2 separate regions of the Homo sapiens genome follow, and region 2 is linked to region 1. Evidence: chromatin loops called from intact Hi-C (ENCODE). Cell type or tissue: endothelial cell of umbilical vein. All regions are shown on one strand.

Region 1 (4,000 bases):
GGGGGAGCATGCAGATGGGCAGGTGGTGGGGCTCCAACCCCACAGCAATGTCTAAGGGTGAATGTTTACAGCTCCTGAGGTCCCAATGGGCCTGTGTTACAGGATGCTGTTTCAGTTGAGCCATCCCTAGTCAGCTGTTAGACCTCCTGCCTTATTCCAAGGACAGAGGCTTTCTGTATCCTGAGGTTTCTTGCCTCCGTGCACCAAAAGAATCAGATCACACATGGGCTTGGAGAATGAGTGCAAGGTTTTATTGAGTGGAAGTAGCTCTCAGATGGGGGAGCCAGAAGGGAGACGGAGTGGGGAGGTGGTTTTCCCCTCTGAAGTCGGACCGCTCCGTGGCCAGGCTGTCCTCCAGCTGCACTGAGTGGTTCTGCCTGTCGATGGCCTGCCAGCCTGCCGTGGGCCACTATCAGTCTGCTCTTACACCGGTGTGTTCCTCTTGACGTCCAGAGGCTTGTGTGCGTGCCTGCTAAGCTCTCAGGTTTTTTTACAGGCACAGAATGAGGGTGTGGTAGGCCAGGGTAGTCTTGGGAAATCCAACATTTAAGCACGAAAACAGAAATGCCTGTCCTCACCTAGGTCTGTGGGCACAGGCCCGGGGGTGGAGCCCTAGCCAGGGACCACACCCTTCCCTTCCCAGCACTTCCCCGCCCCCCTTCCGTATCAGTAGCTTGAGGGAGTTACTTCTCAGGGAGATGTTTTGGTTTTTAGGGAGAAGACAAAACCTCCAATTTGAAAAACAAAGCGAGTCCTTTGGTGAGGGAAACACTGGACACACAGAGGGCGGGCTGGAAGGGCAGGTGCTGGGAAGACAGCAAGGAGTGCAGACCCACTGGGGAGGCAGCCTGGGAAGATGTTTATTTTCTGAGAGACGAGGAAAGACTGGGAAACGGAGAAATTTTTAGGGTGGAGGGTGGGAAACTTGGGAAACAGCAGATGGTCTTAATCTTCTGAGAAAGGAGGCAGTGCCAAGCCTGGCTGGGGCGACAGTGGGAGTGTGGGCTGAGGGATGGTGGGGACATCCTCTGCTAGCTGCTGAAGGTCTAGGATGGGCACTGAGGCGAGCCTCAGCGGTGCTCCCCGGGCTTGCCTCCCAGGAGGGACCCTGCAGGAAGGTGTCCAGATGCAGAGCCCCAACTCCTCCCCCAGAGACTTGGATTCAGTAGAACTGGGATAGGGTCCAAAATCTGTATCATTAGGACACTCTCAGAGTATACTTGTCATCAGGCAAAGCCTGGAGAAATAGCAAAAAGAACCGTTAGCCCCAGGGAGAGCCCACTGGAGGCTGGAAACGGGAAGTATTGGGGAATCACTTAGTATCCTTTATCACAGACTCTGCTGCCCAGAACCCTGGGGGAGAAAGCTGACAGGGGAAGGAGTGTGTAGCCACGTGGGATGTACCCAGGAGGGGAAGGTATCTCCAGGAGGGTAGAGTCCATCCAGGAGGGTGAGGTCTAGTTGGGGGGATGGGGTCTACCCAGAGGGGTGAGGTCTGGCTGGAGGGGGGATGGGGACAGTCCAGGAGGGAGAAGTCTAGCTGGGATGATGGGGTCTGTCCAGAGGATCAGGTCTAGCTGGGTAGAAGGGGTCTACCCAGGAGAGTTCTGGTTGGGGAGATGCATCTACCCAAGAGGGTGAGGTCTAGCTGGGGGGATGGGATCTGTCCAGGAGGATGAAGTCTAGCTAGGGGGATGGGGTTTACTCAGGAGGGTGAGTTCTGGTTGGGGAGATGGGTCTACCCAGAGGATGAGGTCTAGCTGGGGGGAGAGGGTCTGTCCAGGAGGGTAAGGTCTCTCCATAGGGTGCTTTGGGAGGTCTGGGGCTTGGGGTTCCTGTGATCACAGCCCAAATATATGACTTGGACCCACACTTGGCAGAGACCAAGGTGAAGACAAGACAGGACTGATGGACTCTGAGGAAAGAGCGTGGCGGGAGCAGGGTCAAGAGCGAGAGGCCAGAGTGCAAGGAAGTGGGAGGGTCTGAGGTGGGATCCCAGAGTGGGAGCTGGGGAGCTGGAGTGCTGGAAATGCTTCTCATGCTGGAGAGGCCAATCCTAGGGCTTGGTTAGACTAAGTGCGTTTAACTGGGGCAGCAGTTTTACACATGTATTTCAGGAGGAGATGATTTTATCATAAACACATTCCACTGATTCATGTGAAATCATTAAAAAAATTAAGGTCAAGGTTTTTTTCTCCTGGCTGCTTTAGGCTACATGCCCAGGACTCCTGTCCCTCTGTGGTGAGGGGATTTGGGTGGAAGAGTTTGAGAAGCTCTGCTGTGGAATCCTCTCCTTTTTAAATAAAGAGGGACACTCCAAGCCTGGCATTGAAAGGCACACCTCTCGGTGGAAGCAGTTGGCCAGGTTTTGATCCCTTAAGGATTGGAACCTTATGAAATTGCCAAGATTGGACCATGTTTGACTTGTGTAAATAGCTTCTTCCTGTGATTCAGTCTGAATTTTAGACTCCAGGTCTCATCGCTGCCTCCACCATGTGGCCTCAAGGGGGCGCCGCTCCGCCTCCTAAATCCCCAAGGACAAAGCCCACTTTCTTGGCTTCTGGAAGCAGCGCGAGGGGTCATTGGTGGAAAGAAGACTGCTGTATTTAAAAAAGGAAGCAAGCAGAGAGGAACATGAATTCAATTAGAACAGTTCCTTGTCCCCTAAAATATGGTCCCCAGACCAGCAGCATCAGCACCCCCTGGGAGTTTGTAGAATTCCTGGACACTAACCCAGATCTGCTGAACCAGAATCCACAGTTTAGCAGGACTGCCCAGGCTCTCCTACGTATGTGCGCATAGCAGAAGCACCAGTCTAGCCAGCCAAGAGTCTGCTTATTTGTCACCTGCCTTTCCAGCCCCAAGCAGTCTGGGCCCCCCTATCACTTCCCCTGGGGACACATTATTAGACCCTCCATTCTTCAAAATCAACATAAGGTGTGGCTCCCACAGGAACATGTTCCTGTCTAAAGAGCCTCCCCTTCTTTCAGAAAGTATATTCGTTATCTTTGCTGTGTAATAAATGACCCTAAAACAGAGGTTTAAAACAATAAACATTTATTTTTGCCATATGCTGTTGGTTAGAAGCAAGTCACTAATCCAGCCCAGGCTTCAAGGGAAAGGGATCACACCAGGGCCTGAATACCAGGAAGCAGGGATCACTGGGGATCATATTCCAGGCAGCCTACTGCAGGGGATAATCTCCACTCTAAGGGGCAGGCCTCAACAGGGCAGCCACATCAGAATACAAGAAAACCTCCAGAGTCATGTGGTAAGGACGACATGCATTCAGCAACAGGATGCTTGAATAAGCCTTTCAACTGTGGCTTGCAGAATGGCCACATTAGTATCAGTTGGGAAACATTTAAAAAATACCAATGCCCAGGCGCTACGCAAGACCAGTTAGATCACAATCTTCAGGGCATGGGTTTTTTCTAATTTTTAAATTCCCCAGATAATTCTATTGCACAACTGAGGTTAAGAACTATGGCTTCAGGCCAGGTGCGGTGGCTCACACCTTTAATCCCAGCACTTTGGGAGGCTGAGGCAGGCAGATCACCTGAGGTAAGGAGTTTGAGACCAGCCTGGCCAACATGGTGAAACCCCATCTCTACTAAAAATGCCAACAAATTTAGCTGGGCATGGTGGCGCGCCTGTAATCCCAGCTACTTGGGAGGCTGAGGCAAGAATCACTTGAACCCGTGAGGCGGAGCTTGCAGTGAGCTAAGACTGTGCCACTGCACTCCAGCCTGGGCAACAGGTTAAGACTCCGTCTCCAAAAAAAAAAAAAAAAAAAAAAAGACACAGAACTATGGCTTCATATGAAAATTTTCAAATGCTACAGTGAAGTAGTGGTAAAGATTACTAGTGCAAAAGATGATGTGAGGCTCAGCAGCTTGGACTTCTGCTGGGGAATCTGTGGATTGGAAAAGTGGGCCTTAAAGAGTGTTGGAACCATCTCGGAGGTGAGCCAATAAGGCTGACAAGAGATTTATGACTT
Region 2 (4,000 bases), 62 kb after region 1:
AGTACAATGGCATGGTCTCTGCTCACTGCAACCTCTGCCTCCCAGGCTGGAGGGATTCTCCTGCCTCAGCCTCCTAAGTAGCTGGACTACAGGCGCGCCACCACACCTGGCTAATTTTTTGTATTTTTAGTAGAGACGGGGTTTCACCATGTTGGCCAGGCTGATCTCGAACTCCTGACCTCAAGTGATCCCCCGGCCTTGGCCTCTTGAAGTGCTGGGATTACAGGTATGAGCCACCACGCCTGGCTGTCACTTTTTCTTTCTAAGAGGAATACATTTGCAGCAGACCAGCCTTTGCAATAGCTGTTAATGTGGCTTGAAAGGAAAATGAGGACAATATTTTAATGTCAGATAACAAAGTGGAAACCAGGCAACACTATGATCTGGTCACCTATATGAAAAGATAATGAAAGAGTAATACGAGGTAGAATATATTTGAATGTATTGAAGGAAAATGCTCTGTAAACATAGGCTTTATAGTTTATGTGTAAAATATAGCTTATAGAAATGTTATTTGCTGGCCAGGCGCAGTGGCTCACGCCTGTATTCCCAGCACTTTGGGATGCCAAGGCAGGAGGATGACCTGAGGTCAGAAGTTCGAGACCAGCCTGGGTAACATGATGAAACCCTGTCTCTACTAAAAATACAAAAAATTAGCCAGGTGAGGAGGTGGGCTCCTGTAATCCCACCTACTCGGGAGGCTGAGACAGGAGAATCACTTGAACCTGGGAGGCGGAGGTTGCAGTGAGCCAAGATCGTGCCACTGCACTCCTGCCTGGGTGACAGAGTGAGACTCTGTCTCAAAAAAAAAAAAAAGAAAGAAAAGAAAAAAATGTTCTTTGCTATCTAGATTCATATAAATACAGGGGACTTGATATCTTGGAAATAATAGTAACTCATGCCTTGATAAATCCTTTTATACCCTAAATTTTTGACCCTGTAGTAGAATCATCTAATTTCTCTGTAAAAGAACCATCGAATTTCCCTATAATAGAATCATCTAATCTCCCTAATGTCAGTGTCCTCATCTGAAGAATTAAAGATATAATTTGCCCTACAAGATTTGGGGGATTTTTGTAAGAACCTATTGAAATAATAGATGTATGAACATTCTAAAAAGTTACAAGTGAAATAAAAATGATTTTATAAGAGTAGTTCATTATACTAGATTTCCTATCACACTGACTAACACTGATATTCATGGAAAGAAATGAGAACCTGTACCAGCACTGTTGAAGACTGAAACAATATGGGATTTCCATCCATCCCACCAATTTACTTGGATCATCTTTTTAGGAGGCTTACAGGGAAGTTGTGCATCATATAGTTTATATTTAATATACAGAAACTTTTCTTTAAGGCAACCTGAGGCTGGGCGCGGTGAGTCACACCTGAAATCTTAGGACTTTTGGAAGGCCAGGGCAGGCAGATTGCTTGTGCAGGAGTTTGAGACCAGCCTGGGCAACAGAGCAAAACCTCATCTGTACAAAAAATACAAAAATTAGCCAGGTGTGGTGTGGTATGCGCCTGTAGTCGCAGCTAATAGGGAGGCTGAGGTGGGAGAATCACCTGAGCTCAGGGAGGTTGAGGCTGCAGTGAGCTGTGATTGCACCACTGCACTCCAGCCTGTGTGACAGAGTGAGACCCTGTTTCTAAAAAATAAAGAGACCTGAGTGAGGGTGGGAGAGAGTTAACCAAAGAAAACTGAAAATAATACTAGAACCTTCGCTATTATGGGCAGAAAGTTTCCTGCAAGCAGCAGCCAAGTTCCCAGAGAGGAAAACAGTGTGTGTCTGTGTGTGTTTAGCTTCATAATCACAGAACGCTTAGGTACTATGTTCTTTTCTCCAATCTTCCTTCTTTCCAAAAAAAAAGAAAAAGAAAACGAATATGGATGCAAGCAGCAGAGGTCTCAGAAATCTTCAGGCAGTTCTGCCTGAATTGCTAAAGCAGGGAGTAGCTGAGGGCCTTGCAGCCCATTCCTCTAGTACCTGTGGCATCTGGGGCCTGCAGCAGGTGTGGCGGTGACGCGGGTTGTTTGTTTTCCAGGGTCAGGTTGGCCCATTTCTAGCCCAGGGCTCTGGGTAAATGTTTAGATTTCATTTTCTGTCTGGTGTTCAACTCCTGGGCGTCAAAGGCAGGCCCCCTGCATGCTGCTGCCCTCCCACGTCCTTTGTCTCCTCCCCGGGGCTGGTGGGAACACTAGAGGTGAGAGGAAAGGGGAGGGGAGGGAGTGGACGCTTTGCCGAGATTCCAGCTCTCCTCAAGAGCCGCTTTCCAGGCACAGCATCCTCCTCTCCCTCGCCCTCTCTAAGGAGGGCTAGCAACGCCCCAGTACTGGGAATGGGGCTTGTTTACACAGCTCATTATTCTCGCTTTGCAGTTGCTATAGCAACCACCAGGGGTCAGTTTCTAGAAGGAGAGGAAGTTCCCTTTTGGGGAGTTAGCCTTCCAGCCCCTGTGCAAAGCGCAGCTGAAAACAAAAGCCGTAGACACCCATGAAGGAAACACATGGAAAAGCTTCCTATGACCGTAAGCATCCTTTAGGGCAAAAACCACTCAGAGACGCCACGTCTCTCCCTTGCTGAGAGTCTCCAGCACAGCTGACGGCAGAATGAAGGTCTGACCCCCGCACGGGCCAGGCTTTCCTCTCGCCCCACCCGATCCTCTCACCCCTTTGCCCTGTCTTAACGGCCTGAAGACATTCGTTGGTAGTTAAGATGACAAGGGCGGCTACCTGGGTTCATTTAAAGTGATAAGTTTCATTAATATTCTGTATTAACTGAGGACCAGGAAGATCTCTGTGAACTGGTACGATTCCCATCTTCTTCCTGAAGGGAGACGCAGCACCGCATCAGAGCAGCGCGCCCATCTCAAGATCCACACCCACGAGAGAAGAGCCGCGCTGCTTCTGTAGAGCTTGCTGGGAAGACCCCCCCAGGACGCCTGGCCAGTAAAGAGTGGCCAGCACTAACCTGCTTAGCTAACTTGATTTAGCAAACAAAAAATACAGATGCCTAGTTAAGTCTAACCTTCACAAAAACAAGGAATTTTTGTGTAAGTCTTCCACGTAGCATCTGGGCCATATATACAGTAAGTCTGTGTAATCCACCATAAGCCAGTCCTTGCCCTCCTCCTCACTGCTCATCATCGCCTCCAAAAACGTATAGCAGATTGTATAGCAGATGTATAAGTTCTCTCTTACAAGCAAATAAAGTGCCAGCTTACTGTTCAGGATGATCTAACCCTTGGACTAGCAGGCTGATCATGAAAAAAATGAAAGGGACTGATTTACATATATGCAAATCAGAGGCCAGGCTAGCCAGACATGTGAGTTCACTAATTTTCCCTCAGATATAAACACCAGCATGAGTTACTTGATTGGTAAACAGAACTCATTTTGTGAATTATCTAAAATCAGTAAAGGGTAATGATTTCTATTTGTTTGAAAGGAAAAACATTTGTACTGTATATGTTTAAAGGAATAGACCAAATTTGTTTCAGTGCTACACACGTACATGGAAGAAAGTCATATTTGCATTTATCAAAGTCACACTCTTCCCAGCATTTCTTTTGCTAAGGTTTTACTTCTTCACCAAGAAGGGTGGCTCAGTGAAAGTTTTACTGAATTTTGTGGCAATTCTGGAAAACCTAGACCGTTGTAATCCTGTGTTGACCCTAAATCCACGAACCCAAAACTTAAGGCAAAAAAAGTTAAGCATAAACTTTTATGAAAATAGCAGCTGTAATATATTCCATCAGGTCCCCACCAACTCAGACTGCAGACTCCCACAAGCTCTAATCCAAAACAGGTAATTAAAACTGTGAAGCCAAACATCAATAAAAATGTTCTCACCTGTTGCTAACTCTAAAAATCTCAATATAGATTTCAGAGAGAAAAAGTGTTGGTTTTAGAAGCTGATCCTTCTAAAGCCCAGAACACTGAGTTCTAATTTTGTCTCTTCAGTGTCTGATTGTGACCTCTGTGGAAGTCTGTAGA

What was found. Peaks named below come from ENCODE experiments on the same cell type or tissue, not always from the same donor. Only the 100,000 strongest peaks of a DNase experiment are listed, where the experiment ranks them.
Region 2: a loop joins it to region 1, with 6 times the contacts of the local background. A loop is called at or near these places in 3 of 110 quality-filtered maps.

Annotation. Positions count from the first base shown.
Region 1 is chr6:6,694,563-6,698,562 of GRCh38, forward strand. It overlaps LOC101928004 (a long non-coding RNA gene), which reads right to left. Exons shown (of 5, transcript NR_187687.1): 5 at 230-2,600. Among named protein-coding and RNA genes, the nearest start is that of LY86-AS1, 74 kb to the left of the region's middle. RefSeq lists an enhancer at 1-610. In endothelial cell of umbilical vein, a CTCF peak has its summit at 2,501 (motif pointing right); a DNase peak (open chromatin) is centred at 2,499; H3K27ac peaks cover 456 bases.
Region 2 is chr6:6,756,964-6,760,963 of GRCh38, forward strand. The region is part of intron 2 of LOC101928004 (a long non-coding RNA gene); the gene reads right to left. LOC105374901 (a long non-coding RNA gene) reads right to left here and starts at 2,339. Exons shown (of 2, transcript NR_187807.1): 1 at 1,992-2,339. It overlaps LOC124901254 (a long non-coding RNA gene), which reads left to right and starts at 2,393. Exons shown (of 2, transcript XR_007059436.1): 1 at 2,393-2,532; 2 at 2,838-3,031. In endothelial cell of umbilical vein, a CTCF peak has its summit at 2,374 (motif pointing right); a DNase peak (open chromatin) is centred at 2,458.